6 separate regions of the Homo sapiens genome follow, and regions 1, 2, 4, 5 and 6 are each linked to region 3. Evidence: chromatin loops called from intact Hi-C (ENCODE). Cell type or tissue: gastrocnemius medialis. All regions are shown on one strand.

Region 1 (5,000 bases), 190 kb before region 3:
GCCTTCCTCTACCCAGATAGAACTCCGTGGAGTTTTTCTGTCTGCTGAGACCATCCACGTGGTATTTGGTCTAACGGGCCCCAGCATGCCTGGAGAGATAGAAATACACATGCGCTTTGAATGGGACCTTTACTTCTAATACACAAGAGAATTATGTCTTTCTGCTTGATAAATATGACCATGCTGAGTGCCCCTGACTTTCAATCTTACAAAAACCAAAATAGCAATAAGCTTTCATGCATGTACTTGGGTTTCACAGGTGCCATCTCATTAAGTCCCCAATCACCAGCTCTCTGCTGAGCTTCACTAGTGGGAGTGCGTGCTTGAGCAACCTTCTCCTCATTCAGAGTCAACAGGAAGCAGGCAAAGGTGCAGCTTGCTCTTGGGGGTCTGGAAGTCAAGAGAAATCGGTTGTTTTGAGGACTTAAGAGAACTTTTTCAATTCATAAGCTCCATAAAATGTAGGGGAATCTCTTCTAAAATGTAAACAGCCATATTATAGCTTGGGATATGCTACAAATTAGGTGTGAATGTACACACTGAGGCAGGTGCACCTTGCCCGGGACCCCTCTTTCCCCACCTTCTACCCCCGATATCTCCACAGATTCCCTCCCTCCTTTCACTGAGGTTTCTGTTCAAATATCATCTTATCAAAGAAAGTTCCTCTGAACTCCTCTTCTAACGAAACATCCAGACTTGTCCCCTCCCATCCCCTTACATTGCTTTGTTTTTCCTTTTAGCACTTATCATGAATAACATACTACTTTATTATACTCTTTTTAGTAAATATCCAATACCATGTAAAAAAATAGTAAAGGTTATAATTTTAAAACAATAAAAATGATTTTTTTAAGTGATAGACCAGGGTAAATTAAAGAAAAAAATAAGGAAAATACTTTTTAAAGGCATTGTGCTATTTCTTTAGTTATGGTGTTTGAGATGCTGTGTGATATGGGGGAAGGGGCTTGGCTTTGTGGAGACACAGACTTTGATGCCCGTTCTGGCTCTCTGATGTCCAGGCTTAGTGGCATTGGTTCAATCCCTCGCCCTTTGAACCTCTATGTCCTCATCTGAACACAGAAATAATCATTCGTATCTTTCTAGGATAATGGTAAAGATCAGCAAAAAATCTACAGTGTGCCTAGCATGAGGTCCACCCTTATTAAATTAGAGTTACTATTGTTACCTTAATTTAAATTCCATTAGTGATATGTTTCCTTATTTAATTCAAGTAGCTGATAGCATTTAATTTGTGAAATCAGTGTCACGAATGACATTTCTCGCTTTGGACAGGAACTGAATTACTTATTACCATGGAAGAGTAAGTTTACTCACTTTGCAATTATAATATTAATATAGATTCCTGGTACTTCAGAAACTGTTCAGCCTTATTGATACACAACTGAAAAATTAAAATAAGCAATGGTACCGCCCACCAAAAAATAGAAAGAAAGAAAAAAAGAAAAGAAATGAAAAGTCATAGCATACTACCTCACCAAAGGAGGCAGACAAGGAGGCTTAAGCTATACAACTTGATCTCTGACCTTGGAAAAATGACCCAAAGTACAGTGTGAACTGATGATAAGTTCTTAATAACTGACTTGTTTTCTGAGAGCCTGGCTATTAAAAAAAAATTCCCCTTTCTGACTATTATTATATTCAATTTAAAAATATTATTAAGTGATTGCAACTTATCACACCCTATGCTTGGCCTTGGAATACCACTATGCATGGGTCAGATCCAGACCTGTTTCCCAGGACTCAGATGCCAGTGGGAAATAGAGACAAGTATAGATTCTCTACCACCCAGTGTGGTAAGAGTAATGATGGATAGGAAAGCAGCACATATTACAGTGTTGGCAGCCATCTGTTTCTTCAGTTGCAGTTGGTAGGTGCATAGGTTTATTTTTATGATTCTGCATCATAACGTACGTGTATATTACATACTATTTTGATATACCAAGTGTTGCATAATTTAAAAGGCGAAGTAAGAGGGCTGTGGAGGCAGCCAGTGCATCCCTGTTATAACCTGGTAGATGTCACATCTAAGCCAAAAATAGAATGATGAGTGTGAGCCAGAGTAGGGAAGACAGGCAGTGGAAAGTATTCTCAGGCAGGTGGAGCACGGGAAAGAGGTCTGGAAGGAGGTGAGGGAGAGCAGACTGAGTAGTTTAGCATGGCTGAAATGTGGAGTGCGAGGCAGCAAGAGATGAGGGATGGCAGTAGAGACCTACACAGGACCGCAAACACAAAAGGCCTTGTGAGCCAGTCAAGGAAATGGGACTCTATTTCAAGGACGGTGAGGAGCCATGGAAGCATCTTCTAAAGCTGAGTTACAGGATTGGACTCACACCCTAGCTGCAGAGTGAATAGTGAATCAAAAGGAGCAAGACTGGAAGCAAGAAAATCACTGAAGACACATTTGTTTACTCATACGTTTTGCAAAGATCAGAAAGTTTTAAAATGCACAGCACTGGTAAGAGTGCAGACAGGCAGGGAATATAAATCGACATGCTCTCTTTAGAGGGCAATTTGTCAATATCTATCAAAATGAAAAATTCATATGCCTTTGATCTAACAGTTCCACTACTGTTAGGAATATATCTGGCAAATAAACTTGCACACCTAAGAAATGTGTGGAAAATGTTGTTTCAGCACTGGTAGTATGAAGATTTTTAAAATAAGTTGGATCATTCTAGGTAGAGATAAAAAGAGCACTGAGGGGCCAGGCACCGTGGCTCACGCCTGTAATCCCAGCACTTTGGGGGGCCGAGGTGGGCAGATCACTTGAGGTCAGGAGTTCCAGACCAGCCTGGCCAACATGGTGAAACCCTGTCTCTGCTAAAAATATAAAAATTAGCTGGGCGTGGTGATGCATGCCTGTAATCCCAGCTACTTGGGAGGCGGAGGCTGCAGTGAACTGAGATCGCACCACCACACGCTCCAGCCTGGGTGACATGAGCAAAACTCCATCTCAAAAAAAAAAAAGAGCATTGAGATGTGTTAAGTGATTAAAGCGAGATCACAAATATTGGGTATAGTATTCTGTCATATAAATATCAACAGATATGTTTACTGATACACGTATATCTTTGTTGATGCACAGAAAAATATGTAGAAGAATGTATTCTTGGTTTCCTCTGAAAAGAGAGCACCTGATCTGGAAGAAATGAAAGCTTACTTTTCACTGAATATAGTTTTCTTTTTTCTCTCTTTTTTTTTTTTTTCTTGAGACAGGGTCTCACTCTGTCACCCAGGCTGGAGTGCAGTGATGTGATCTCAGCTCACTGCAGCTGCCACCACCCAGTTTCAAGCTATTCTGCCTCAGCCTCCTGAGTAGCTGGGATCACAGGCACACACCACCATGCCTGGCTAATCTTTTCTGTATTTTTTCTTTTTTTAGTAGATATGGGGTTTCACCATGTTGGCCAATCTGGTCTCAAACTCCTGGCCTGAAGTGATCTGCCCATCTCGGCCTCCTAAAGCACTGAGATTACAGGTTTGAGCCACTGTGCCTGGCTGTTTTCACTGAATATAGTTTTCTATGATGTGATATTTTCATCATTTTTACGCACTTTTTTTTCTTTTTCTGAGACAGGGTCTCTATCCGTCACCAAGGCTAGAGTACAGTGGCGTGATCATGGCTCACTGCAGCCTTGACCTCCTGGGCTTAAATGATCCTCCCACCTCAACCTCACAGGTAGCTGGGACTCACAGGCATGTGCCAGCACACTAGGCTTATTTTTTAAAATTTTTTGTGGAGCCAGGGTCTTGCTATGTTGCCCAGGCTGGTTTCAAATTCCTGGGCTCAGGCAATCCTCCCTCCTTGGCCTCTCAAAGTGCTGGGATTACAGGCATGAGTCACCATGCCCAGAGAGTATGCATTATATATATTATATATATTTTATATATAATATATACACATATGTGTATATATACGTATATACACACACACACACACACACATATATATATACGTATATATATACACACACATATATATATTTTTTTGAGACAGAGTTTTGCTCTTGTTGCCCAGGCTGGAGTGCAATGACGCAATCTCAGCTCACAGCAACCTCTGCCTCCCGAGTTCAAGCGATTCTCCTGCCTCAGCCTCCTGAGTAGCTGGGATTACAGGCATGTGCCACTACACCCGGCTAATTTTGTATTTTTAGTAGAGATGGGGTTTCTCCATGTTGGTCAGGCTCGTCTCGAACTCACGACCTCAGGTGATCTGCCCACCTCGGCCACCCAAAGTGCTAGGATTACAGGCGTGAGCCACCGCACCTGGCCATATTATATTTTAATTAAATGCAATGGGGATTTTTTGTATGTGTGTTTAGAATGAATTTTCCAGTATCTGGCAAAAGATGACATGACCTGTCATTCTTCAGTCCTGGCCTACCTAGGCAAGCCTTTATACCCCCAGAGTTCTGGGAAGAGGGCTCTTCCAGGGTGGTCTGCATGCCTTCCAGTTTTCTACCATGGGAGAGGAAGGGAAAGCAAAAATCTTCTGTTTTAGAAATTTAGGATAATCAGGGATCTAATTATAAACCTTGTGCTGTTTATCAACTCATCCCAAAGACATGTTGGGTCCGTCTCTTATACCTTGTCAGATTGTCTCCTAGACTAAGCCTTGTTCCAAACAGCTGCTGAAGCCCTCTGTCCTGGATGGGCCACGGCAGAGCTGGAAATCAGGCCCTTGGAAGGCAGCCCAGAGAGGGCTTCCTGCATGCCCAAGGCCATCTCTTCCCACTCTCTGCTTCCGCTCAGGCCCACCCGTCCTCTCTGCAGCCTGAGCAGAGACAGCACACCTCCGTTAGGGGTAGATGATGCCCAGACGGTGGAAACCAGGCCTGGAGAAGAGAACTCTTCCCCCACACATGCATCCACACAGAGGTTCATCAGGGAACCTTTCCACTAGACCCTCAGAGACAGGGGCACTACCCCTCAGGATTCCCAGCCGGTGAACTGAGACTCAGTTGTTTTCCTGAAGGTTA
Region 2 (5,000 bases), 100 kb before region 3:
TCTCTCATCTGCCCTACTGGTGTGGCCTCCTGACTGGTCTCTCGACTCCCACTGTCCTCTGCTTATGGTTCGGTTTTTTACACAGCAGCCAGAGTTATTGATCTTACAGAAATGAAGTTCAGACCATGTCATTCCCCCGCGGCTTCCCATCATACTTAGAACCCTGGGCTTTCACACATGACCTGGCCCTGACTCTCCATCCTCATTTCCCGCCACTCTGCCCTGTGCTCTCCCTCTCCAGGCACAGTGCAGGCTCCTGCTGGAGGACTCTGAGCTCCCTCTGCCTGGAGCATTCCTGCCCAGACATCGTGTCTCATTCCCTTGCACCCCTCAAGTCTCTGCCCAATTGCCACATCTCAGTGTGTTGAGATTCCTTTCTAAAGAGCTGACACCATCCTTAGTACCCCATGACCTCTGATTCTTTTCACTACTTATTTGTTCCATATTTACTGATTTTTATTTATGTTTCTCTCTATCAATAGTGGGGGTATATTAGTCTTCTGGGGCTCCCATGACAAAATACCATAGGCTGAGTGGCTTCAACAAGAGACATTTATTTTCTCACAGTTCTGGAAACTGGAGGTCCATGATCAAGGTGCTATGAGGGTTGGTTTCCAGTGAGGGTTCTCTTCCTGGTTTGTAGAGAGTTGACTTCTTGCTTTGTCTTCACATGGCCTTTCCTGTCTGCACATGTAGAGAGAGAGAGGAAGGTCTCTGGTGTCTCTTCCTCCTTTTTTTTTTTTTTTTTTTTTTTTGACGGAGTCTCGCTCTGTCACCAGGCTGGAGTGCAATGGCGTGATCTCAGCTCACTGCAACCTCTGCCTCCCAGGTTCAGGCGATTCTCCTCAGCCTCCCAAGTAGCTGGGACTACAGGTGCCTGCAACCACACCCAGCTTTTTTTTTTTTTTTTTTTTTTTTTGTAGAGACGGGGCTTCACCATGTTGGCCAGGATGTTCTCGATCTCTTGACCTCATGATCCGCCCGCCTCAGTCTCCTAAAGTGCTGGGATTACAGGCATGAGCCCCCACGCCAGGCTGTCTCTTCCTCTTTTTATAAAAATACTACTTCATCGAATTAGGACCTCACCCTTATGACCTCCTCCCAAAGGCCTCGATAATGGGAAGTAAGCTCCTTGATGGCAAAGACTGTCTTCTTTGTTTACTCTAATAACTCAATACTTTGTTCTAGTGCTTGGCACATGGTAGGCATGCAGAATTGTTGTTGGGAAAAAAATATCAAAAGCATCAGCTTTGAAATCACATCATTGTGGATTCTAGCCCTAACTCAGCAACTTACTAGCTGTGTGACCTCAAACAACTAAATCTCTCTTAGCCTGAGCCATCGGATAAGGCTTCTAATCTGTTAAATGGGGGTAGCAATAATGTTGTTGTGGAGATTAAATGAGAAGCTGTATGTAAAGGTCTTAGCATGGTTCATGACACAAAGTAAGAACCTAATATGGGATAGCTGCTAATAATATTATCAATATAGACTTATACCCATCTCACATGGGTAAAAGGGTCACCTGGACTTTATAGGAGTTGCCCACCCAATATCCATTATTCATCATCTCCATCTTCCTTATTACCAAAACTCCTATGTTCTTGACTGCAACAATGTTCTTGGTTAACAGCACTACATTTCCCAGCCTCCCTTGCAGGCAGTGATGGCTGTGGCATGTAGCTCCGGCAGATGTTACAAAAACAGCAGTGCGTAGATGTCGGGTTGCCAGATTAGCAAATAAAAATACAAGACCCACAGCTAAATTTGAATTTGAGATGAACAATAAACAACTTTTTATTATAAGTATGTCCCAAATATTGCATGAGACATACTTATAAGAAATTATTTGTGATACATCTGCAATTTCAATTTAACGGGGCATCCTAGATTTTATCTAGGAACACTTCTTGGATGGGACATTTGAGAAATTTCCTTAGAAGATGTATCAAGGTTCTTCACAGAAACAGAACCAATAAGGTGTGTGTTATAATATATAATTATTGCCTTGTGTGTTTGCACTTCACTACTCTGTGAAGTGTTCTTTACGCAGAGGCTGTGCTGGATAGGTCAGCACGATATTTTTCACCTAAATGTTCAAAGCAGTAACCAGACACTGAACTATATCAGTAGTCAACCCACCAGACAAGTCCCACTCATTCTAACTGTACCTCTTTTCTGCTCCTTCCAAATATTCCTACAACCACAGAGCACTGTCAGCTACTGCCATGGGCAGAACTGAGGGCCACCCAGGGCCCAGACATAAAAGAAATCCAAAGCAACTTGTACATAAGCAGTACGCTAGCAAACCAAACTGGTGACTTCCATTTCTGTGACATAGCCACATTGTTTTAGAATTCACAAAAAATGCATAGAAGAAGTAAACACTAGAAGAGTAAAGGCTGTGAATTTGCCCAGCTGTCCAGAGACCCTCCTATAGACAAAGCTAAGCTACTTAAGTGCTTGTTCATGGCTATAATTTGACACTTCTGCTTCTCTGGCCAAGGGACTGAATCAAAACTAAAATTATGCTTTGACCTTGACTCTGAGGTGTACATGGCTATTTCAGTGCCTTGGTCCCTGAGCTCATCTAGATGGTAAGATTTTTGAGAGTGAGGAGCTTGTCCTCACCATCTTTTAATCTCTTGTATTCCCTACTGCTGAGCTTCATTTATAATCAGAGCTCAATAAACATGGATTGGTTCATTGGCACAAGTTACTGAAAAGTCATTGGGCTTCTGTGAGTTTGGCATGTGATTGAATGGAGGTAATAGTTTATTAATATACAGTTAGCTTGTAGGTTATGAAAGGAATGTCTAAAACATACAAAGAACTTTCTAGAAATCTTTTTTCCATTTATAGCACTAGAAGGGAGAAAAAAGTCATAGATAATTTTAAATAATAATAGGAAAAAAGGTGTCTTGCTGTTGCTAGTAGAGCTATTTTGACTGATCCCGATATCAGCCCCTGCCTCATGCCTGGGGAGATGCTCTAGCTACAATAGACTCATGCACAGACACCTGTGAGCTCTGCAGCTGGGAAAACAGCCTTGAAGCCTGACCATGCTGCAGGGCAAACCGTCAGACAGTTTGTATGCTGGGAGTGATAAATTCCTATGAGCTGTGTCACGAGTTATCTACAGAGGCAGTTGTGAATGGCTCTCCTTACAAAGTTGGGTTCCTTCCATCCCAAAGGCTGTGGTCTTCTCTATATAGTGTATCAGTTCCATGGCTCTCTGAGTGTCTGCTACATTCTTCTCTTTCTCTGCAGTCCGACTTTCTCCGCAATCAGACTTTCTCCAGATGGCAAAAAGTATATCTACCACACTTGCCCACTAATAGCCAGTGTTATGGGCTGAACTGTGTCCCCAAATATTCATATGGTGGAAGTCCTAGCCCCCAGTACCTCAGAATGTGACTGCATTTGGAGATAAGGCCTTTAAAGAGCCCACTCAGTTGAAATGAGGCTGTTAGGGTGATCCTAATCCAGTATGACTAGTGTCCTCATAAGAGGAGGAAGAGACACCAGGGATGTATGTGCACAGAGGACAGTCCACATAAGGATACAGGGAGAAGGCAGTAATCTGTACACAAAAGAGAAAGACCTCAGAAGCAAGCAACCCAGCTGACACCTTGATCTTTGACTTAGGGCCTCTGGAACTGTGAGGAAATCAATTTCTGTTGTTTAAGCTTCCCAGTCTTTGGTATTTTCTTACAGCAGCCATTGCAGACTAATACAGTTCCCCACAGCACCCCAACTTTACCTCTTACAGCCTCTGCACCAACAGAGAGTGACTCTCTCAGTTCTAGTTCTTTAGGTACCCCGAGAGAACTGGCCTGACTCAGTCTGGTCCATCTTTGGATGTAGCAGAGGACCCATGACTGCACCCACAGAGCAAGGGTGCTAGCCCTTCACACCGTCCTCCCCTCCATGTGTTCCTGCTGATGCAGTCAGAATTTGATCAGAAAGGCAGAACCACTAGGATAGCCTTACATGCACACATCCACATGAATTTATCATAGGGATTTCATCTTATGCAATTGTAGGCACTAGTTTCTACAAGGCTGTTTCTCCGTGTCCAGTGCTGGAAGTTGAAATTTGCAAGTCAGGTAGCATAGAAGGAAAGATGAATGCAAAGGGGATTCTGTGGACTGAATTTTGTGCACTCTCTGAAATTCATATGTTGAAGCCTAATCCTCCATATGATGGTATTTGAAAGTGGGGCATTTGGGAGATGATTAGGTCATAAGCCTGAAGCCCTCATGGATGGGATTAGTGCCCTTGTAAAAAGAGACACAGAGAGATGATCCTGGAAGGAAAAGCAAGAAAGCAGGCATCTGTAAACCAGGAAGAGGGCCCTCACTGAGAACTTGACCATGCTGGCATCCTGATCTCAGACTTCCAGCCTCCAGAACAGTGAGAAATAAATGTGTGTGGTTTAAGCCACCCACTCCATATTCTGTTACAGTAGCCCAAGCTGATTAAGACAGTGGGGACAGTAAGGACAAGCCAGAACCTGCAGGATGGACTAAACCCATGTCATTCCCTCACTGCCTCCAACCTCCAGGGTGGGGCGTCCTGCAGGATCCAGAGCCAGGCCTCTTTTTTATGGAGCTTAACACCCATCTGGCCCAGGATTTGCAAAAGCTGAGAGAGGATCCAGGAGAAGTGTAGTAGCTGCAGGCCTGCTGCCGTCTCTCACCAGCAACATGAGCCGGCAGACAAATGACAACACATGCACGGCTGCCACAGTGCCGAGCTACCGAATGCACAGACAATATGATGCTGTCCTGTCCTGTGCAAGATGTCTCTTGTGGCCCACCCTAACTGGAATTATGCAGAAAAGGGAATTCTGGGAAGCACAGTTCAGCCTTGCCATGGTGACATGTAACAATGTGGCAGGCCAGGTCTCACTAACACAGGCCTCCATAACAACTGTTTCAGTACTGACTGAGTGGTTAGTTAAATATTAAAAGCTAAGAAAAGCCAGTGCCCTTATA
Region 3 (5,000 bases):
AGCTGGCTGTAGGGGAGACCGGAGTTTTATTATTACTCAAATCAGTCTCTGAGAATTAAGGGATCAGAGTTTTTTTTTTTTTTTTTTTTTTTTTTTTTTTTGAGACAGAATCTCGATCTGTGGCCCAGGCTGGAGTGCAGTGGCGCAATCTCGGCTCACTGCAAGCTCCGCCTCCCGGGTTCACGACATTCTCCTGCCTTAGCCTCCTGAGTAGCTGGGACTACAGGCGCCCGCCACCACGCCCGGCTAATTTTTTGTGTTTTTAGTAGAAACGGGGTTTCACCGTGTTAGCCAGGCTGGACTCGGTCTCCTGACCTTGTGATCCGCCCACCTCGGCCTCCCAAAGTGCTGGGATTACAGGCGTGAGCCACGGCGCCCAGCCAGGGATCAGAGTTTTTAAGGATAATTTGGTGGCTAGGGGACCGTGAGTCAGGAGTGCTGATTGTTGGGTTGGAGATGAAATCACAGTGAGTCGAAGCTGTCCTCTTGTGCTGTCTGGCAGTCCCTGGGTGGGGGCCACAAGACCAGATGAGCCAGTGTATCCATCTGGGTGGTGCCAGCTGATATATCCAGCACAGAGTCTGCAAAATAGCTCAAGCACTGATCTTAAATTTTACAATGATGATTTATCCCCAGGAGTAATTCAAGGAGGTTCAGAATCTTCAGAATCTTTTCTTTTCCTTTTTTTTTTTTTTTTTTTTTTTTGAGATGGAGCCTTTCCCTGTCGCCCAGGCTGGAGTGCAGTGGCGCAATCTTGGCTCACTGCAACCTCGGCCTCCTGGGTTTAAGCAATTCTCTGCCTCAGCCTCCCAAGTAGCTGGAATTACAGGCGCGTGCCACCAAGCCTGGCTAATTTTTTTGTATTTTTAGTAGAGACGGGGTTTCACCATCTTGCCCAGGCTGGTCTTGCACTCTTGACCTCGTGATCCACCCACCTCGGCCTCCCAAAGTGCTGGAATTACAGGCGTGAGCCACCGTGCCTGGCCAGTTCAGAATCTTATAGCCTCCAGCTGCATGACTCCTGAACCATAATTTCTAATCTTGTAGCCACAAGATTAGAGGACTAATAGAGGCTAATCTATTAGTCCTCTAAAGGCAGTCTGGTCCCAAGCAGGAAGGGGGTTTGTTTTGGGAAAGGGCTGTTGTCACCTTTGTTTCAAAGTTAAACTATAAACTAAGTTCCTCGCAAAGTTAGTTCAGCCTACACCCAGGAATGAACAAGGACAGCTTGGAGGTTAGAAGCAAGATGGAGTTGGTTACGTCAGATCTCTTTCATTGTCATAATTTTCTCAGTTATAATTTTTGCAAAGGCGGGTTGAGTCCCCCACAACGTGGGGTGGAAATTACAAGGATCCTAGAGTTAGGAAACCTGGGTCCTAATTCCCACTCCATCAGCTCTTGGTTATGTGACCTTGGACACGTCACTTGAACCTTGTGAGTTTCAGTTTTCTCATCTTCAAAACAGAGATCACAAGAGACTTCCTCAAAAAGGCTAAATCCTCATCTGTTAAAAGAGAAACTCAGTAGATTGTTTATAATCTAGACTCAATAAAACAAGAAATAGTACCATGGGTACATCACTTAGAGATCTGGAGGTGACCCCCAAGAAATCCTGAAAATAGAAACTGTTAAAAGTTCCTAAAGGTCGCCTTTAGCTGGAGAACCAGGGGTGGCGTGTGGGAAGGAATAGACTGGGAACGTTCCTTCTCATGACAAGCTCTTTCGTGGTATTTCATGTTTTTAACATCAACTTTGCTTTGAAAAGTTTAAAATCGGGCCGGGCTCGGTGGCTCACGCCTGTAATCTCAACACTTTGGGAGGCCGAGGAGGGCAGATCACGACGTCAGGAAATCGAGACCATCCTGGCTAATGCGGTGAAACCCCATCTCTACTAAAAATACACAAAATTGGCCAGGCGTGGTGGCGGGCGCCTGTAGTCCCAGCTACTGGGGAAGCTGAGGCAACAGAATCGCTTGAACCCGGGAGGCAGAAGTTGCAGTGATCGGAGATCGCGCCAGTGCACTCCAGCCTGGCAACAGAGCAAGACTCCGTCTCAAAAAGAAAAGAAAAGAAAAGTTTAAAATCGTTAAAACAGATTTCTGAAACCCGAGATTGAGTTTTAAAATAAAAATGAAACTGGGAGAAATAGAATACCTCCCTCTCAAGGTTCTGGATGAACTGAGAACATGATGTGTGAGAATGCTAAGACTCCAAAGATGATATCCTGCCTGTGTTTTTAGAGGGAGGGAAAGGAGAATGTCGTCCTGCTGTCCCTGAAGAAACTGACAGGAGAAAGTTCCTCAGGAGTTTTGATGGGTCACTCAACCCTGACGGGGCAGCGTCTGTTTATTCCACGCTTAGTAGCCTACGACGCTGCCGAAGAACTTTATAAATATTTTTTATGCCAATGATGAATTCCAGTTACAGAATTTAAATACAAAGAGGAAAGCTCCTCCTGGGATTCTGATGCAGGGCAGCGTCTCCAGGAAGGGTGCCCCTTCCTCAGTTGCCTCTCAGATACGGTAGACTCTCCCTACCCTCTCCAGTGAGGAGCTCAGCGCCAGGAGCGTCGGAGCTGGCAAGATTGACACGAGCTGCAGCGCCGTCTGGAGGCACGCAGGGAAAATGAAATGAGGTGATGGTTCTGCAGCCTCAGGACCGGACCTCAGGCTGCGGTCTGCCCTCTAGTGGCTGTAGACGTTAGTTACACTTCGAAAATGCTCAAATGGGCCAGTGAAAACTTTTGAGTTAACTGAAAAAGAAACTAGGGAGACAGAGAAATGAGAAATCGTTCAGATGGCACATTGTTGAGACGTCAGCGGAAGATTGGGTTTCTGCTTCTTTGGATTCTCTTCTCTAAGCCAGTGGTTCCCTAGAAATTGGAAAAATAAGGCTAATACACAAAGTAAAAATGCATTTAAGTTCGAGGATTGCCTTTCCTTCTGAGATTTTTGTTCTGCTGAATTTGGGGGGCTTTGTGAAAGTGACGGCAAGTCTCAATTTTCTTTCCATGTCTCATGTCCTCTCCCAAATATTTTGGGAACGTTTACTCATTTGTTACACGCCTACTTCTAGACTCGATAAAACAAGAAATAGTACCATTTATAGTACCAAGAAATAGTATCACTGTTCCCTCCCATCGAGACAGTCTTTCCAATTCAGAAGCAAAGAATTACTTTCAGGTGGAATAGATGTCCAGGATCATTCAGATCCAGGAAAGACAAGGTGTTTCCTCTCCTAGATTTGAGACCTAGGCAGGACCAGTGATCTGTCCACTGTATAATACAGCACTTTGCAGTTGGCAGAAATTCAGTAGGAAATGCTGAAAAGAACAAAGGTCATGGGTGACAGATGGGGCCTAGAGCCCAGATATTCTGTCCTTTTCACCACACCAGGATCCTGAGATTTCTGGAAAGACATGTGCAATCTGCTTAATTGAAAAACTGCCAGGTTTTCCTAACAGGAAGTTGTTGGACTGGGGACAGGTACAGCAGGAATCCAGCAGGGAGAATTGGTGTTTGTCATGCTGAAGGTGAGCCTTGGAAAGTCTCATTAGATATTATCAGAGTGCAATGGGGGATGTGTGGGCAGGTGTTATCTCCTTTGACGGTTTTTCCTACGGGCTGGGATATTAATAAGACTGGGGGATTGGGAGGAGTTACTGGGTGGGGGATACAGAGGAAGGCTTTGTGCTCTGCAGAAAGAAAATTGAGAAATAAAGGTCTATGAGAAATGGGAATGTTCTACACCATGGAACGAGCAAGGGAACAGAGCCTTAAAACTAACTGTGAGGTCAAGTGCCATGTGGCTCCCAGAATAACCAGGGGCTCTGACTGCAGGGAAGCACCGAATACTTCACACTGTTAACAACTTAAAAATGCCAAGCCATGTGCCAAAATGCCCTCCAAACCGTTCTGTAAATTTAGATTTTCATAAATTCTGTATTACAGTTCCAGAAAAACTTCTCAATAATATATTTAATGATGTTTGGTGAGGACATAGAGAAACTGAAACCCTCGTGCATTGTTAGTGGGAATATGAAATGATGCAACCTCTGTGGAAATCACTTTGGCAGTTCCTTAAAAAGTTAAATATAGAATTACCATATGACCCAGCAACTCCACTCCTAGGTATATTCCCAAAAGAACTGAAAAAGAGGTATTCAAACAAAAGCTTGTACACCAGTGCTCACAGCAGCACTATTTACAGTAGCCAAAGATGGAAACAACCCATATGTCCATCAACTGGTAAGTGCTTAAAGAAACTGTGGTATATTCATACAGTGGAATATTACTGAGCCATAAACAAGAATGAAGTACTGATTTGGGCCATGAGGTGGATGAAACTTGAAAACATGCTTAGTAAAAGAAGCCAGACACAAAAGGCCACATATTATATGATTTCACTTACATGACCTATCTAGAATAGGTAAGTCTATAGAGACAAAGATTAGTGGTTGCCAAGGACTGGGAGAAAGGGGAAGGGGAGCAGACTGCTTAATGGGTAAGGGGTTCCCTTTTGGGGCAATGAAGATGTTTTAGAACTAGATGGAGGTGATGGCTATGCAATACCGTGAATTATATACTCTTTATGTTGTTGTTGTTTTGAGGCAGGGTCTCACTCTGTCGTCCAGGATGGAGTGCCATGGTGCAACCTTGGCTCACTGCAGCCTTGACCTTCCAGGTTCAAGCCCCTCTCCTACCTCAGCCTCCCAAGTAACTGGGACTACAGGCCACCACACCCAGCTAATTTGTTTATTTTCTGTAGAGACGGGTTTATATACTCTTAAATTATGAAGTTTATGTTCTGTGAACTTTACCTCAATAAAAAATGTTTAATATTTAAAAATATATTTAATAAATAGTCACTTTAATAACCAGTTACTAAAGAGATAATAAAAAGATACTGCAATCTAAATAATTTTTTTTTTTGAGACGAAGTCTCACTCTGTCACCCAGGCTGGAGTGCAATGGCACAATGTCGGCTTATTGCAATCTCCG
Region 4 (5,000 bases), 520 kb before region 3:
TGGATAGTTTAATACAGAGATTTTTTTTTTTTTTTTTTTTTGAGACAAGGTCTTGCTCTGTGGTCCAGGCTGGAGTGCAGTAGTGCAATCACAGCTCGCTGCAGCCTTGGACTCCTGGGCTTAAGGGATCCTCCCAAGTTAGCCTCTTGAGTACCTGGAACTACAGGTGCATGCCACCATGCCCAGGTAATTTGTTAATTTTTGGGGGGTTGGAGGGAAAGGATCTCACTCCATTGCCCAGGCTGGAGTGCAGTGCACAATTACAGCTCACTGCAACCTCAAACTTCCAGACTGAAACGATCCTCCTGCCTCAGCCTCCCTAGTAGCTGGGACTACAGGCATACTGCCTGGCAATTTTTTGTACTTTTTGTAGAGACAAGGTTTTGCCATGTAGCAGCCCAGGCTGGTCTTGAACTCCTGGGCTCAAGCAATCCTCCCACTTCAGCACCTCCCAAAGTGCTGGGATTACAGGCATGAGCCAGCACGGGTGGCCTGAGAGATGTAATGCAAAACCCTGACTACACACAGTGCTGCCATATCAAAGAAGGAATTCCATGTTTTAGGTGGCGAGTTACTCATTTAAAGTAATGTTTCACATAATAGAATTCTGGTACAGTGAAGCCTAACATTAGACCCAACATACAATAACCTGAGCTTTGAAATGTCTTAGAATAACTATATTTCACATTTGGAAGAATTCTCAGAGATCACTGAAGCCTTCAGTTCTTAGGGATAATTAATTTAATCAAGAGAGGAAACAATTTCAACAACCAAAAGCTACTTCCTATCTTAAAAAGGAAATAGCAAATTATGCTAACACCTGATTGATTGATAAAAACAGATGTGCACATATCTCTATTCCTAATATTAGTATTATTAAGTCCACCTGCACACTAAAGTTCCAGGATCTGTGTGTACCAGTGGCAGTGCCCTGCCCTCCCTGTCGTGGAGATGCTCCCAACTTGTTCTCTTTAGTGCTTCTGTAATCAGTGGAAAGGAGCTAAAATAAATGCTTCTTCATGTCCCCACTCCTCCAGGAGGCGTGCACATCCTCCCCTCTATTCAGGAGAGATACTTGTCCCCAGGGCTGGGCTGGAGCGGTGAGCTGGTGTGTGGACACACATGGAAGCTTGTCCTTTTGAGGATCTTCCTTCCCACTTCTCTCTGAGACCTCCTACCTCTACCTATCCAGGCCCTTTTTCTCATTTGAGTAATTCACCTCTCTAACTCCTCTTTCTCCTTTCCCCAGCCCTGGTATTTCCTAGATTCATGGACAGCAAAAGCATGTTCCATGGGCTGATTCTCATCTTTCTCACCCTTAGTTCGACTAGTTCTTTGACTATTTTTTTTTTTAAACAGTCTCGCTCTGTTGCCCAGGCTGGAGTGCATCCAGTGGCACGATCTCAGCTCACTGCAACCTCCGCCTCCTGGGTTCAAGCGATTCTCGTGCCTCAGCCTCCCAACAGGGGTGCGTCACCACGTCCAGCTATTTTTGTGTGTGTTTTTAGTAGAGATGGGGTTTGACATATTGGCCAGGCTAATCTTGAACTCCTGGCCCAAGCAACCCACCAGCCTCAGCCTCTCAAAGTGCTGGGATTGAGCCACTGCGCCCGTCCTGAATCTTGGTTTTTATTTAGTAGTGGGCTAAGGGAGGGTACCCTGGGGTTAATGAAGGAAATACACACAAATCCCCAAAAGATATTATTTCAAAATATAACTCTCCTAAAAGAGTTTTTATAAGTTAGATAATTTTATTATTTATTTATTTATTTATGTGAGATGAAGTCTCGCTCTGTTGCCAGGCTGGAGTGCAGTGGTGCAATCTTGGCTCACTGCAACCTCCGCCTCCCGGGTTCAAGCGATTCTCCTGCCTCAGCCTCCCGAGTAGCTGGGACTACAGGTGCACGCCACCACACCTGGCTAATTTTTGTATTTTTAGTAGAGATGGGGTTTCACTAAGTTGGCCAGGCTGGTCTCAAAGTCCTGACCTCAGGTGATCCACCCACGTTGGCCTCCCAAAGTGCTGGGATTAGAGGCATGAGCCACCGCGCCTGGCCAAATTAGATCATTTTAGAGCTGAAAAAGCTTAGAAATTATTAGTCCAATTCTTTCATTTGTTAACGGGAAAACGGAGGTCAGAGATGTTGAAGGACTTGCCCGAAGTCACCTAGTTAGTGGCAGAGGCTGTGTCACGGAGTCCATATCTCCAAGCTTTCAGGCCAGCATTATTTCCTGAGCATTGCACTGTCTCTTATGTCAGGACTCAATTATTACATTAAAAGTTCCCAATCAACTGTAATTTATACGGGCTTTTAGAATACTTATAAAAACTGTATAGTCTTAGTACGTATGTCAAAAGAACTTGAATATTCTAAATTAAGCCCCACATTTTTCAAGGAATTCGGAAGGGAATATTTCTTGCTCATTCCAGATAGTTGGTTACTTGCCACCAAATTGAAGAAGTGGCTTAGCAGAGATGGTTGCTCTCAGTGAAAGTGGATCCGTACTCATTATTTCTTCCTGGCCTTAGATGTCAGCAGCCTATTTTAATTCACTTAAACCTTCATGTGTCACATCCTGTCTGGACCTCAGGGTTTCTGGAAGAAACAGAAAATAGGATTCAAATAGCCAGGCTTCCGGTCTGGAATAAGGATGCTGTGGTGTAGTGTGCTGTGTTTACCACTAGAGGGCACCTTTTCCCTTGCTTTGGAATCGAGTTTTTCAGAAACTGGAGTTTGCAATCCTCTGTATCTGTCCCTGTGTCCACACGTTAGTAAATTTTTGGTGGCTCAAATGAAATGCTCTTCCCGTACAACAATGGCACTCTGCAATCCTTAACAGATGTGATTGCTGATGGGGATAGTTACAATTCATTCTAGTCAATTAAGAGGAAATTGATGAGGGTGATACTGCCCAGGGGTGAGCAGAAAGAAGTCTAAATGTTTGGATTGGAAAAGGACTAAGAAGAGCTAATACCCTATGCTTTGGTTGTCTGCTTTAGAAGGAAAGCGTTCAGAATAATAATATGATTTAACAAGACAAATAGGGCAGACATATAGGATAAGCCTCATCCTACACAGGTGTGTAGCTAGCAGCCACCTGGTACATTCAAATTCTACTGAGGAAGAAAGGCAGACAAATACTGGGTTTAAAATATCTATCTGGCCAGATTCAGTAACTCAGACCTGTAATTCCAACACTTTGGGACACCAAGGTGGGTGGACCACTTGAGCCCAGGAGTTCAAGACCAGCCTCGATAACATGGCGAGACTTCATCTCTACAAAAAGTACAAAAATTAGCCAGGTGTAGTGGCACACACTTGTAGTTTCCACTCTTTGGGAGGCCAAAGCAGGAGGATTGCTGGAGGGTGGGAGGTGGAGGCTGCAGTGAGATGTGTCACATCACTGCACTCCTGAGGCACTGGGCGGGGCTCAGCAGCTTGTTACAATGTTTATTTTAATTAGATTCTAGCAATTGCAGCCTGTGCAGTGTAGATGTCCTAGGGCTGCCATTGTCTGCCATTCAGGGAACTTGGAATTAGAGCTCTTTGCAGAGATCTTGTGGGCATTAGGGAGAGGAGAAGAGGGGATGGAGTTATGTTTGAAAGTATGAGGAGCCAGTGGAAAAGCTAGGTTCTTGACTATGCCTGATTGGCCAATGACATGGCCACAGTTTGGTAACTGGCTGTGCAGATCCAGATTCTGGGTAGCAACAGCCCTGTACATCTGGCAACACTATGGCGTGTCTCTGTGGCAGCTTATTTTGAGCGTCACGGCTATTACCCAGAGTCAGGAGTAATGTCTTTCATTCTGAGACATCTAAACCCCCAACCACAGGCATGTTTTCTTCCAGGGCAGAGGGCAAATGCAATTACATCTGTGACCAATTTGCACAGCTGGGAGCTCAGCCTCCTGACAGAAACATTTATTTGAGATTCAAGTCTCTAGGGAGCTGGGTCACCAGACAGGAAGTAAGGTCCAGCAAGCATGTGTTGTCTACTATGTGAATGCTTGTTAGGCTGGGCCAGGAGAACAAAACAAAACAACACAAAATGTCAACTTAAGCTTTTAGAAGCAAAAAATCAGCCTTTTCTGTCTACAAACCAGGTTTCTCAGGGCATAGAGGAAAATAAGAATATCCAAATAAGACGGTTGCCATTGACCCCAGTACAAACATAGCATGCACATGGGACATGGAACTCGTGGAAGGGGCAGCTGCCTGGGAGTCAAAGTCCTGGTTTCCAGTTGTGGTTCTACCACTGTGAACTGTGGCATCCTGGGCAAGTCACTTTGCTCAGGCTTTTTATTTTGCAGGATTTTTGTGTCATTCTTGCTCAGAGGCCATGGTAGTCTTCTCCGTATCATTCCAATTTTTAGTATATGTGCTGCTGAAACGAGCACTTTTTTCTTTCTTGCTTGCTTGCTTTTTTTTTTTTTTTTTTTTTTTTTTTTTTGAGACTGGGTCTCACTCTGTCACCCAGGCTGGAGTGCAGTGGTGCGATCACAGCTCACTGCAGCTTTGACCTCCCAGGCTCATGCAATCCTTCCATCAGCCTCCCCAGTAGCTGGAACTACAGGCCTTTTCTGGAGCTGGAAGATAAAGAAAACCAACATGAAAGCATTGAATAGACAAATCCAGAGACCAGCCTAATGATTCTATTTAGTATTTACCCACAGGACAATGTCTCTGGATTGTATTTATTTATATTGTCTCCCAATGGCTTTATTGAGACATAATTCACAGATCATACAATTCACCAATTTAGAATGTACAAGTCAGTGGCTTTTCATATATTCATAGAGTTGTGCAGCCATCATCACACCAATTTTAAAACATTTTTATAACCCAAAAAAGAAACCTGCCACACTCCTTATTTATCAGCCATCACTCCTCAGGGCCTTCCCTGATTCCTTCCAGCCTTAGGCAACCAATGATCTACTCTCTGTTTCTACAGATTTGCCTATTCTGGACATTTCTTATAAATGGAATAATACAATAT
Region 5 (5,000 bases), 480 kb before region 3:
CATTCATTATTCTGACTTTACTATATAACATGTTAGTGAACACCCCGGATTGCATTTTCTCAAATGGCAAATGAAGAACATTTCTCTTTGATTCCCCCGAGTACCTCAGTCATCTGCCTTTTAGAAGATCTAGTTTCTTGCAACATCTTTAATACTGTCCATGAGAATACCAACAGCGTGTAATACTAAAGAACATTTTGCTAAGTTGTTCTATCATGGGTCTTTGCTCAAGGTGTTCACCTTTTTCTTCCAATCTGGTTTTCAGCACTTGATCTTGTATTTCTTCATTATTGTGCCCAGGATGTGGTTGAAGGATGGGTTTTGTGTATTCATAGGGAATGTCCACAGGAGAGTGGTAGCAGGCTCACTTCCTGCCATTGGAAGTCACAGCAAGCTCTGTTTTGCAATTATAGTCATCAGGTAGAGAAGAATACATAGATTTATAACACACACAGTATAAAGCTCCATTTTGCATTGGAAATAAATGTTTCAAGACAATTTGCTTTACTGTCCTCTATTTTACTGCTGCTACAGCCATGGGGTATGGAGATGCTTATCAGGTAGTATAAACATCTTCGAAAAAGATGTTTTGAAGAGAGAATGCTTTGAAAATCTGCCTCTAGGCACACCAGTTTTCATCACTTGGCAGCTCCTTACCTCAAGTCCCCCCACTTGTTGCCCCCAATATTAACATCTTGCATTTGTGCGGTGCATTTGTTACAATTAATGAACCAATATTGTTACTATTCACTAAAGCCCATAATGGATTCATACTTTCTCCGTTTTTACCCAACGTATTTTTTCTGTTCCAGTAACCCATCTAGGATCTTACACTACATTTAGTTGTCATTTGTTCTTAGGTGCCCCTTGGCTATGACAGTGTCTCTGACTTTCCTTGTTTTTGATGACCTTGATGGTTTTGAGGAGTCCTGGTCAGGAATTTTGTGGAACTTCCCTTAATTAGAATTCAACGGATGTTTCTCTCACGATTAGGCTAGGGTTATGGGTTTTTGGGAAGAAGCCCTTTAACTCTTTCATCTTAGTGTCTGAACATCAGATGTTTCTTCCTTTGAATCTCTTCAAAGCCAAATGGCTTTGGGCAGCACAAAATACTCTGGGCACGTGTTGCTCTGTCTCCCTGCACATTTATTTGCCTTCTAGCACCTTTTGCTGTTTACTCTGCTAAAGAATAGAAACATATTTAAAAACTGGGAATGTACTTGGCAATAGCATCTGAAAGGTGTATATGAAACTCAAGTCTAATTATAGTTGTTATACAGGGAGATTTAAAAAATTAAACATCAGTAGTTGATTATTTTAGTCACACACATGTATGGTACATAAATTCTCTTTCCCTATCAAATAGGAGATCTAGATTTCTTTTTCTGAGATAATTTGTAGCCTTTTCCATTTATAATTCTAGTTGCTACAAGAATCAGCATCATCTTTAACAAGAGGGATTCATTATTAGAAAATTTAATAACATAATCCTTCATATTAAGACAAAGAGAAAAAGGTCATATAATCATCTTCACAGAGGTAGATAACGCACCTGATAAACTTAACACTTAAAAATATACATTGATGACTATTTTGTTTTTTAAATACGTATGATTATATATAATTACATATATCATTATATATGGTTATATATGGTACAACATTTACTGAAATATATAAATAATGTATACTTTATATTCATATGTGATTTTTAATATGTTATACATGTGATTATATGTCTGTGTGTGTGTATACTTTAGCTCAAAAGCTGGCATCTTATTTAACGTGATTACACTGGAGACTTTCCATTAAAGTGAGGAACAAGACAAAGGATAGCCATGATCTCCACTGCTATTTAATACTGGGCTGGAGGTCCTAGTCTATGCAATTAGATAAGAACAAGCAATTAGAAGAATAAAAATTGGAAAGAAAGAGGTATAACTGTCTCTGTCAAATCAATGTCAATATGTAGATGAGGGGTGTCCAATCTTTTGGTTTCCCTGGGTCACACTGGAAGAAGAAGAATTATCTTGGGCCATACATAAAATACACTAACACTAACAATAGCTGATGAGCTAAGAGGAAAAAAATTGCAAAAAAACTCATACTGTTTTAAAAAAGTTTACAAATTTGTGTTGGGCTGCATTCAAAGCTGTCCAGGGCCCTGTGTGGCCTGCAGGCTGCAGGTTGGCTTTAAGCTTGGTGTAGACCTTATCTGAATCCTGATTCAAACACAAAAATTGAAAAAAAATTATTTTTACAATGAAAAAATTTGAACATTGACTGGATTTTGGCTAATAGCAGACACTAGTGAATTATCGCTACATTTAAGTATGATAATGGCATTGCAGTTATTTTTTTTAACGTTCTTCTCTTTAAGAGATACATGACGAAATGTGTATAGATAAATAACATATGGGAGAATGTAGAATCTATATTATCTATAACTACCCCACAGATAAAACAAGATTGTCCATGAGTGGACAATTGTTGAAGCTGGGTGATGGGTCCATGGAGCTCATTATACTATTCTTCCTACTCTTGTATGTGTCTGAAATTTTCCACAATAAAAATTTAGAACAAGGTTAAAACAAATAAGGCAAAATAGTATCATGCATGTAATCTCAATGGTGGGTATATAGTCATTGTATTATTTTCTATTCTTTTTTATCTTTGAATTGCTCATAATTAAAATCAAAACAATTTACAAATATACAAATTATTTTGATTTTAATTATGAGCAATTCAAAGATAAAAAAGAATAGAAAGAATAGCTGTGCAGATACTTAAATTGAGGGAGGATTTTTTTTTAACTCTATAAAATCTTATTTCTTAAAAAAAAAAAAAAGAAAGAAAAAAAAAGGCCTAAAGTAAGTAAGTGTATTAGTTCGGCTTCACACTACTATAAGTGCCCCAGACTGGATAATTTATAAAGAAAAGAGGTTTAATTGACTCACAGCTGCAAATGGCTGGGGAGACATCAGGAAACTTATACAATAATGGCAGAAGGGAAAGCAAAACCATCCTTCTTCACAAGGTGGCAGGAGAGAGAAGCACAGAGCAAAGGGGGAACAGACCCTTATAAAACCATCAGATATTGTTGAGAACTCACTATCACAAGAGAACAGCATGGGAGAACCGCCCCCATGATCCAATCACCTCCCAAGAGTTCCCTCTTCCAGCACCTGGGGATTACAGTTCGGATTACAACTCAAGATGAGATTTGGGTGGGAACACACAGCCAGACCATATCAATAAGCAAAATGTTCAAGTCTGTTTACTCCTGGTAGTGGGCACATAGAGTCTGTTTATTATTCTGTCTTTTGTTTGCTTAAATTGTTCCTTAATTTAAATAGCATCCTTTATTTTTTAAAAATGCCTGTGTGTAATGCTGAGGTCATATCTGCCTTCTATGGAAGCTGCTTGCAGCGGGGCACAGAGGTCACCAAGAAATTTTGCACCTGGAGATTTTGTATCAGCAAGAAGTGGGTAGAAAAGTAGAGGGTCGCTGGAAGGAAGGTAACACTCCCAAATCCCAGTCCACTACACACTTTCCCACACTCTGAGGGGCTCTCCAGAAAAACTAAAAAATCAGGAGGAAGATACCTCCAGGGTTAGATCTTTCTTCTACTTCCTCAGTGGTGCCTAAGGCATCACCCTCCACCCATGGCCCCATTGTGGTCAGCACCTCCCGACCTTGATCTAGAAACTGCACGCTCAGAGTTACCCTCTCTCTGGGGTCAGGCAATTCCAGCACTGCACTTTCAGCGTTGGCTGAAAGTCTTGAACAGTTTACTTAGACCTTCTCCATTTGTTTGGCTAACCCCAGAGAACACCTCAAAGTAAGATCTGGTAAACTGTGCAGTGTTTAAACATTTTTTCTTCAAGTGGTAAGACCAAGTACACATCCCATTTCGACAAGAAGAATTTGAGATAAGCCTCTGTGATTGCTGAGGGCTATCGAGGAGAGTAATTTACCCTGAGGGCTGCCAAAACAAGTCCAGTCACTAGGGAAAGATTCTGCATGGAGACTAGAGTGTGGACCCCATAGCCATGAAAACTATGGCCTTTTTTTCTGAATTTGAGGCAGTTTTAGAAAAGCAAAAACCAAAAACTTCAGCAGATACTTTTCTCCCAAGTGGCTTTGTTCCCTCGCCTCTGGAGAGCCATAAACCATGAAATTTATTTGGGAAGGGGGTGCAGCATTAACAAAGACATAGTGTCAGTTGCTTTCTATTAATTACTCTTCAATATTAGTATACTTTTGAAATATGCTTCAGAAAATGATGACTAAATGGCTGAATTTCTAAAAGGAAAAAAATTGTTTTAGGATCAGATCAAGCACATTTATTAAGCATTCACTCATTCATTCATTCATCTACTAACTATTTATAAAGCACCTACTATGTTCCTGATATTGTTGCCAGGTTCTCAAGTTACCCAGAAGACACAGTGGCCACTTACAAGGAGAGGCATTGGGTAAGGATGTGCTAAGTTTTGTCTCCATCAAATTAAATTGAAAATCAGTTATTATCTAAACATTTACATAATTACAGGCAGTCATTATCCAGGTTGTTTTCCAAAGGCCAAATTTGACTCAGTGTGTCTTTGATTACTGAGACAAGGCACCAGTCGCATGAAACATCTCTTCAGAACAAAGCATTCCAAAGAAATTATTACACAGGAGGTTTAGCTCAAGAAAAAAGGAACAGAGAAATAGCTTGGGGTACAAAGCTCTTTATCTTGCTTTCTAAAGTGCAGTGGTTTAACGTTTAAAAGGTTACTTTCTGGAACATTTTTCCCTTGAAAGTTTCTTTCACACATTTGCAGACAGAAATTACAATAGAGCCATGAACAGCTTCCACTCTCTGGAGGGGATTTTCTTGCTTTTACTTATGTATTAGATAAAAATAGCATTTTACTTGTCTTCAAGCCTAAAGACAGGATTACATTTAAATCAGGTTCTTTCATTTTAAAATGTGAATTGTTAACTAGGGAGT
Region 6 (5,000 bases), 490 kb before region 3:
GAATCTAGTCTTTTCAACGATAGAGGAACATGTAGATACAGATTGTGCTTCCCTCTACCCAGTGATGTCACTGCCTCCTACAAGCTCAAGACCAGGCCATTTCACTAATGTAAGGGTAGTGGAGGCCCAAGCAAGCATGATTAAAATTGCACAGGAAAGCTAGGTGCCATTAACAGGCAACTGCAGGAAGGGGCAGGGTGGGGAGAGATCTTTATTCAGTGGTGACTATAACAGGACAAGAGTCAGGAGACAATGTCCCTGGTCAAACGACACCCTGGATGCCCCGAGATCTCTCATTTAACAATGGATGTTTTGGTTTCCGCACATATAAATAGTATTTTTGACTGCATATTTTTAAGGAGTGTCTGTGATAGCATAAGATGAAAAAACCAAATTCTTTAGAAAAGGGTATACCACAAAACCCATGAATCCAGTGCTTTATGAAGTGCTTAACATTCCCTACAAATGGTTGTAATTAGTTATAATAATCTTGACCACACCAATCACCATCATCATAGAAGACTAAACACTCCATTTGAAACTCTAGAGAAATACCAGGTCTTCATATCACAAAATCTAAAATACGTTTAAAGAGTTTTTATTTCTGCTTCTTCCTATCCTAAAATCTAAACAAATAAACAAACAAAAGTCACATTTCTCAGCCATTTCTGATGGAAACCACTTTACTAGATCTAAGCCTCTCAAATTCACATTTTAGTCCTGGGGCCTCACTTTTGCATTGTAATTTAAATAGATTGTGAGTTGCAGTTTTCTTAATGGAAAACATACAGTCTAGATGGCCCTTTTTAGTAGGAGGATGCATCTTGAAATTGGTACCGGGGCAGTAGATTCTTGGGGGCCCAGCTCTCTCCTCCTTTTCCCCTTCTGACTTCCCCTAGGGGTTGCAAAGTTTGGTCAGACAACCCGCTCTTGGTTTAACTCGTGACTTTCAGTGCTCTTCTTGGCTTATCCATGGTTTAGGAGACATCTCTGAGTATGAGTCTTTGCATAGCACTCTTTTGATTATGGTCCCTATCTAGGTGTAGAACCACCAAGTGGAACTCCAGAGACTCTCACCTTAGCACGATTCCAACTCAGTCCGTGCAATCCTCATCCAATGGAGATCCCAGTGACACTGTCTTTTCCCCCGTTATCGTGGGTGTTACTGAAAGAGGCTTTATGGCAAATATATAATATAACACGTCCACAACTCTTCCATTGCTTTTTTCTTGCCATTCTCATTTCAATTAATTTAAAAGAGATGCCTCAAGCCCACTCATCTGTTGCTTTGGGCTTTTGTTTCTAAAGCACACCAATTCTTTCCATGGAGAACTCTCATTGCTTTCATCCAAGGAGGTCTAAAAGGCCTCCCTTAAATGAAAGAAGGTTGCTGAACCCTGATCTAAATACCCTGGGCCCCAAGGCAGTTAATTATTGGCAGAATGTCTCAGTAAACTTTATTGTCGTTGAGTTTCAAATAAGTAAGTTGGGTGTGGGGCAATTTTCTTGAGCAGAAAGCTGAAATGATCCGAGATCTCTGGAGCCAACTATGCTCCTGGCATTGCTATAAAAGGAGAGAGCTTCTAGCCACAGAAGACTATTCGATACCCTACCACAGTCCCAGACACAAAAGTGGGCAAACCTGGTAAACATGCACACTTTCCCATTGCATGCAGTGAAAGCCACCTGTAGCAAGTTCATTTTGAAATCATTCAATTGGGAAGAAGGCTAGTTCTTGACATCTACTTGTTAATTTTGCTCACAAGCCTCAAATGACACTGGCTGTAGAGCAGTCATTTCATGACTTCACACACAGGGCCCTCCCCTTCCTCATTCTCGGCAGTGGCCCATGGGCACACCATTGTACTCACAGTGGCCTGTTACCTCTCAAGAGGCTGGACCACGAGGTGGCACTGTAATGATTTAGCCCTGTGAGGATCGTTTATTAAGTAGCTGTGGATTTGTGAGATTCCCTACAGACTAGATAACAGTTGGCTGCATTGGCCATGGGCTCTAAAACCCAAGGCAGAAAGAGATCAATTCCAAAACCAGAAAGTCCATTTGATTGTGGGAGGGCTCTTGGTATCCAATGGCTCATAACTAACCTTTTTTCTCCAAGTGTCATGGAATAGAAGGCCACAGAAATCCAGTGTAGACCCAAGGTGGTTTCAGAGTCACTAGCAACCCTAGTCAAAACGGACAACTTTGCAGACACAAAACAGACTGAGATTCTTACTCAGAGGCAAAGTCTAAATATAATTCTCTAAAATAACACATGGAAGAAAAAGAGATCTTTTGTTCATTTTTTTCCTTTTTATTTTTCTCTCAGTCTCCGATGGAAAGTTTTTGATATGTTTTCTAAGTTTTTTTTTCCATAGGGAATGAAATCATGGGAGACATTAACTTTGCATCTTCTGACTCACTCTGGTCTTACCTAAATATATCAAGAATGAGCCAGGATTCTAGGTTCAAGATAAAAAGAATGGTGCGCCAAAATTCTACAGGCATTGAAAGGTTGGATCGCGGCATATTCACTTCTGTTTGTCTCCCAAACCTTTCTCCCCTAGAAAGCAAGATGGCGGCATTGATGGCTGCCTCTCTGGAGCAGGTGTTGAATGTGCATCTTCGAAATCTAGTTGCTGGTACAGGAAGTGGCAGTTTTAGCTCAAGGAAGGGATATTCTTGAAACAACCTGTTTTCCCAGCTGTTCTTTCCCATTCCTTGACTTACTCTATGTTTGGGAGTTTAAAAAGTGCCTCTTTTATGAAGATCATTTACTTCTCCCAAGGATCCAGTATTATGTAAGTTTGGTGTGGTAATGGAAAAATCATAAAATGCCTGAGAATTTACAGCGCCACTTTAGTAACATTTTTTCTTGTTTTTGCAGTACAGTTTAATGACCTCTAGGTGGTGGTAAAGGTTTCAATCAGTTTTCATGAATGGCATGAACAGCTAGTCCTCAAATTGCTCTGTAGGATTTTAAAGAGTTAATTAACAAGACGAACAAGGTTGACTAATTTTCTTGTGGCTTCAGTATTACCTTTTGTTCCTGATGCTCAGTATATGGCTTGTATATAACAAGGAGCTCTAAAAGCCAAGCATGAGATTGAAAGCATGGCTTAGGAAATGCTTATTTTAGTTTAGATCGCTCTTGAAGTTTAGCTGGGTGCCTGTAATCCCAGCACTTTGGGAAGCCGAAGCGTGGGGATCACTTGAAGTCAGGAGTTAGAGACCAGCCTGGCCAACATGGTGAAACCCCGTCTCTACTAAAAAATGCAAAAATTAGCCTGGTGTGGTGGCGCATGCCTGTAATCCCAGCTACTAGGTAGGCTGAGGCAGGAGAATTGTTTGAGCCCCAGGAGGCAGAGGTTGCACTGAGCCGAGATGGCGCCATTGCACTCTAGCCTAGGGGACAAGAGCAAGACTTCGTCTCAAAAAAAAGAAAAAAAAAAAGAAGAAAAAGCTTAAGGGCAGCACACTTCAAAGGAGATTCAAACATCTCTGGAGTTTTAATTTGTTTACGGTGAACAAAAAATAATTTCCTGTTTTAATGGAAAAGTATTTGGTCATGAACTCCCATTAACCAGGCATCAGTTTGATGACTAAAGGAAACAAACATATGGATTAGATTTCCTACAGAACAGTTTTTTTTTTTTTTTTTTTTTTTTTTTTAATTTAAGAGGAAAAACATGCCTGGGAAGAATCTCTTGGGCTCAAAAAATAAGTTTTGCAAAAAGACGGGTGACAGTAGTGGTTCACAATCACTTGTGTTCCAATTTGTTCATAAGCTTTGACTTAGAAAAGGAGTGGACATAAGAAATCTTGTCTTTTTGGAGGTCAGCCTCTTCTACAACGTCAATTCCCAGATCCAAGCCCTAGAGACATTGTGAAGATCTACAGATTATTTTTCACATTCACCTCCCTTCTTCGGTGGGTTGAGTAACAAGACTCTGAATAACACTTCAGTAAGTCCCAGACTATCTGCTGCAGGGGGCCTGCCCCAGGAATGCCCCACATTTTGACTGACAGGTTTAGCCTGCTATTTTGTTTGGTTGACTTACTTAGGCCACAGCAGTATGTACAGTAATGTGCCACAAAACAGTGACTCAGTGAATGATGGACCATGTTTGTAGCAGTAGTCCCATTGTTAGTGAACAGATTCGTTCTGCCTGCATGCTAGGAGCCAATGTGGCCATGGTGAGAGGTGAAGCCAGCTGGACTTCCTGGGTCCAGTGGAAACTTGGAGAACTTTTCTGTCTTGCAAGAGGATTGTAAAACGCACCAATCAACACCCTGTACCTAGGATTGTAAAAAGAACCAATCAGCACTCTGTAACTAGCAAGGGCATTGTAAAATGCACCAATCAGTGCTGTGTAAAAAGCACCAATCAACGCTCTGTAAAACGCACCAATCAGCAAGAGTCTAAAAGTAGCCAATCGCGGGGAGGATTAAAAAAGGGCACTCTGATAGGACATAAGTGGAACATGGGAGGGGACAAATAAGGTAATTAAAGCTGGCCACCCCCCAGCCAACAGGGATAACTTGCTCAGCTCCCTTTCTGCAGCTGCGGTAGCTTTGTTTTTTCACTCTTCACAATAAATCTTGCTCCTGCTCACTCTTTGGGTCTCTGCCACCTTTTCATAGAGCTGTAACACTTACTGTGAAGGTCCGCGGCTTTTTGAAGTTAGAGAAAGCACGAACCCGCCGGCAGTTACACAACCGGTTTTTGCTAAAGAAAAAAGATGTTATTCATGAGACTGCTGTGCGGAGATGGAAAAACAAAATTAAACTCTACTAACCTAAAATGGGCTTGAGAGTGCTTATGGGGAGAGTAAGTAGTCTGAAATGTGGGGAAAGGTGATGCAATCAGGATTTCTACCCAAGCGAAGTCAGGGTGCATGGTTTATCATAGAAACTGAAAGGTGACAGCATGCTCGCAGTCCTGAGCCCTCGCTTGCTCTTGGCGCCTCCTCGGCCTGGGCGCCCACTTTGGCCGCGCT

Evidence for each region. Hi-C counts contacts between places; a loop is a spot of excess contacts. Peaks named below come from ENCODE experiments on the same cell type or tissue, not always from the same donor. Only the 100,000 strongest peaks of a DNase experiment are listed, where the experiment ranks them.
Region 1: it touches region 3 in a loop (13-fold over the local background); 8 of 110 quality-filtered maps call a loop at or near these places.
Region 2: it touches region 3 in a loop (3-fold over the local background); 3 of 110 quality-filtered maps call a loop at or near these places.
Region 4: it touches region 3 in a loop (10-fold over the local background); 83 of 110 quality-filtered maps call a loop at or near these places.
Region 5: a loop joins it to region 3, with 3 times the contacts of the local background. A loop is called at or near these places in 15 of 110 quality-filtered maps.
Region 6: it touches region 3 in a loop (8-fold over the local background); 90 of 110 quality-filtered maps call a loop at or near these places.

What each region holds. Positions count from the first base shown.
Region 1 is chr6:15,882,864-15,887,863 of GRCh38, reverse strand. No RefSeq gene overlaps it. Among named protein-coding and RNA genes, the nearest start is that of LINC02543, 110 kb to the left of the region's middle. In gastrocnemius medialis, no CTCF peak of the experiment used is centred here; a DNase peak (open chromatin) is centred at 2,043; H3K27ac peaks cover 695 bases.
Region 2 is chr6:15,791,566-15,796,565 of GRCh38, reverse strand. No RefSeq gene overlaps it. Among named protein-coding and RNA genes, the nearest start is that of DTNBP1, 130 kb to the right of the region's middle. In gastrocnemius medialis, no CTCF peak of the experiment used is centred here; DNase peaks (open chromatin) are centred at 5 and 3,075; H3K27ac peaks cover 4,494 bases.
Region 3 is chr6:15,689,091-15,694,090 of GRCh38, reverse strand. No RefSeq gene overlaps it. Among named protein-coding and RNA genes, the nearest start is that of DTNBP1, 29 kb to the right of the region's middle. In gastrocnemius medialis, a CTCF peak has its summit at 2,647 (motif pointing left); a DNase peak (open chromatin) is centred at 2,610; H3K4me3 peaks cover 2,148 bases; H3K27ac peaks cover 2,488 bases.
Region 4 is chr6:16,204,415-16,209,414 of GRCh38, reverse strand. It overlaps the pseudogene RNU6-1114P. Among named protein-coding and RNA genes, the nearest start is that of GMPR, 32 kb to the left of the region's middle. RefSeq lists enhancers at 3,381-3,590, 3,801-3,890. In gastrocnemius medialis, a CTCF peak has its summit at 2,676 (motif pointing right); a DNase peak (open chromatin) is centred at 2,684.
Region 5 is chr6:16,167,144-16,172,143 of GRCh38, reverse strand. It overlaps the pseudogene MRPL42P2. Among named protein-coding and RNA genes, the nearest start is that of MIR4639, 28 kb to the right of the region's middle. In gastrocnemius medialis, a CTCF peak has its summit at 3,027 (motif pointing right); no DNase peak of the experiment used is centred here.
Region 6 is chr6:16,181,194-16,186,193 of GRCh38, reverse strand. No RefSeq gene overlaps it. Among named protein-coding and RNA genes, the nearest start is that of MIR4639, 42 kb to the right of the region's middle. In gastrocnemius medialis, CTCF peaks have their summits at 1,890 (motif pointing right) and 2,897 (motif pointing right); no DNase peak of the experiment used is centred here; H3K4me3 peaks cover 560 bases; H3K27ac peaks cover 350 bases.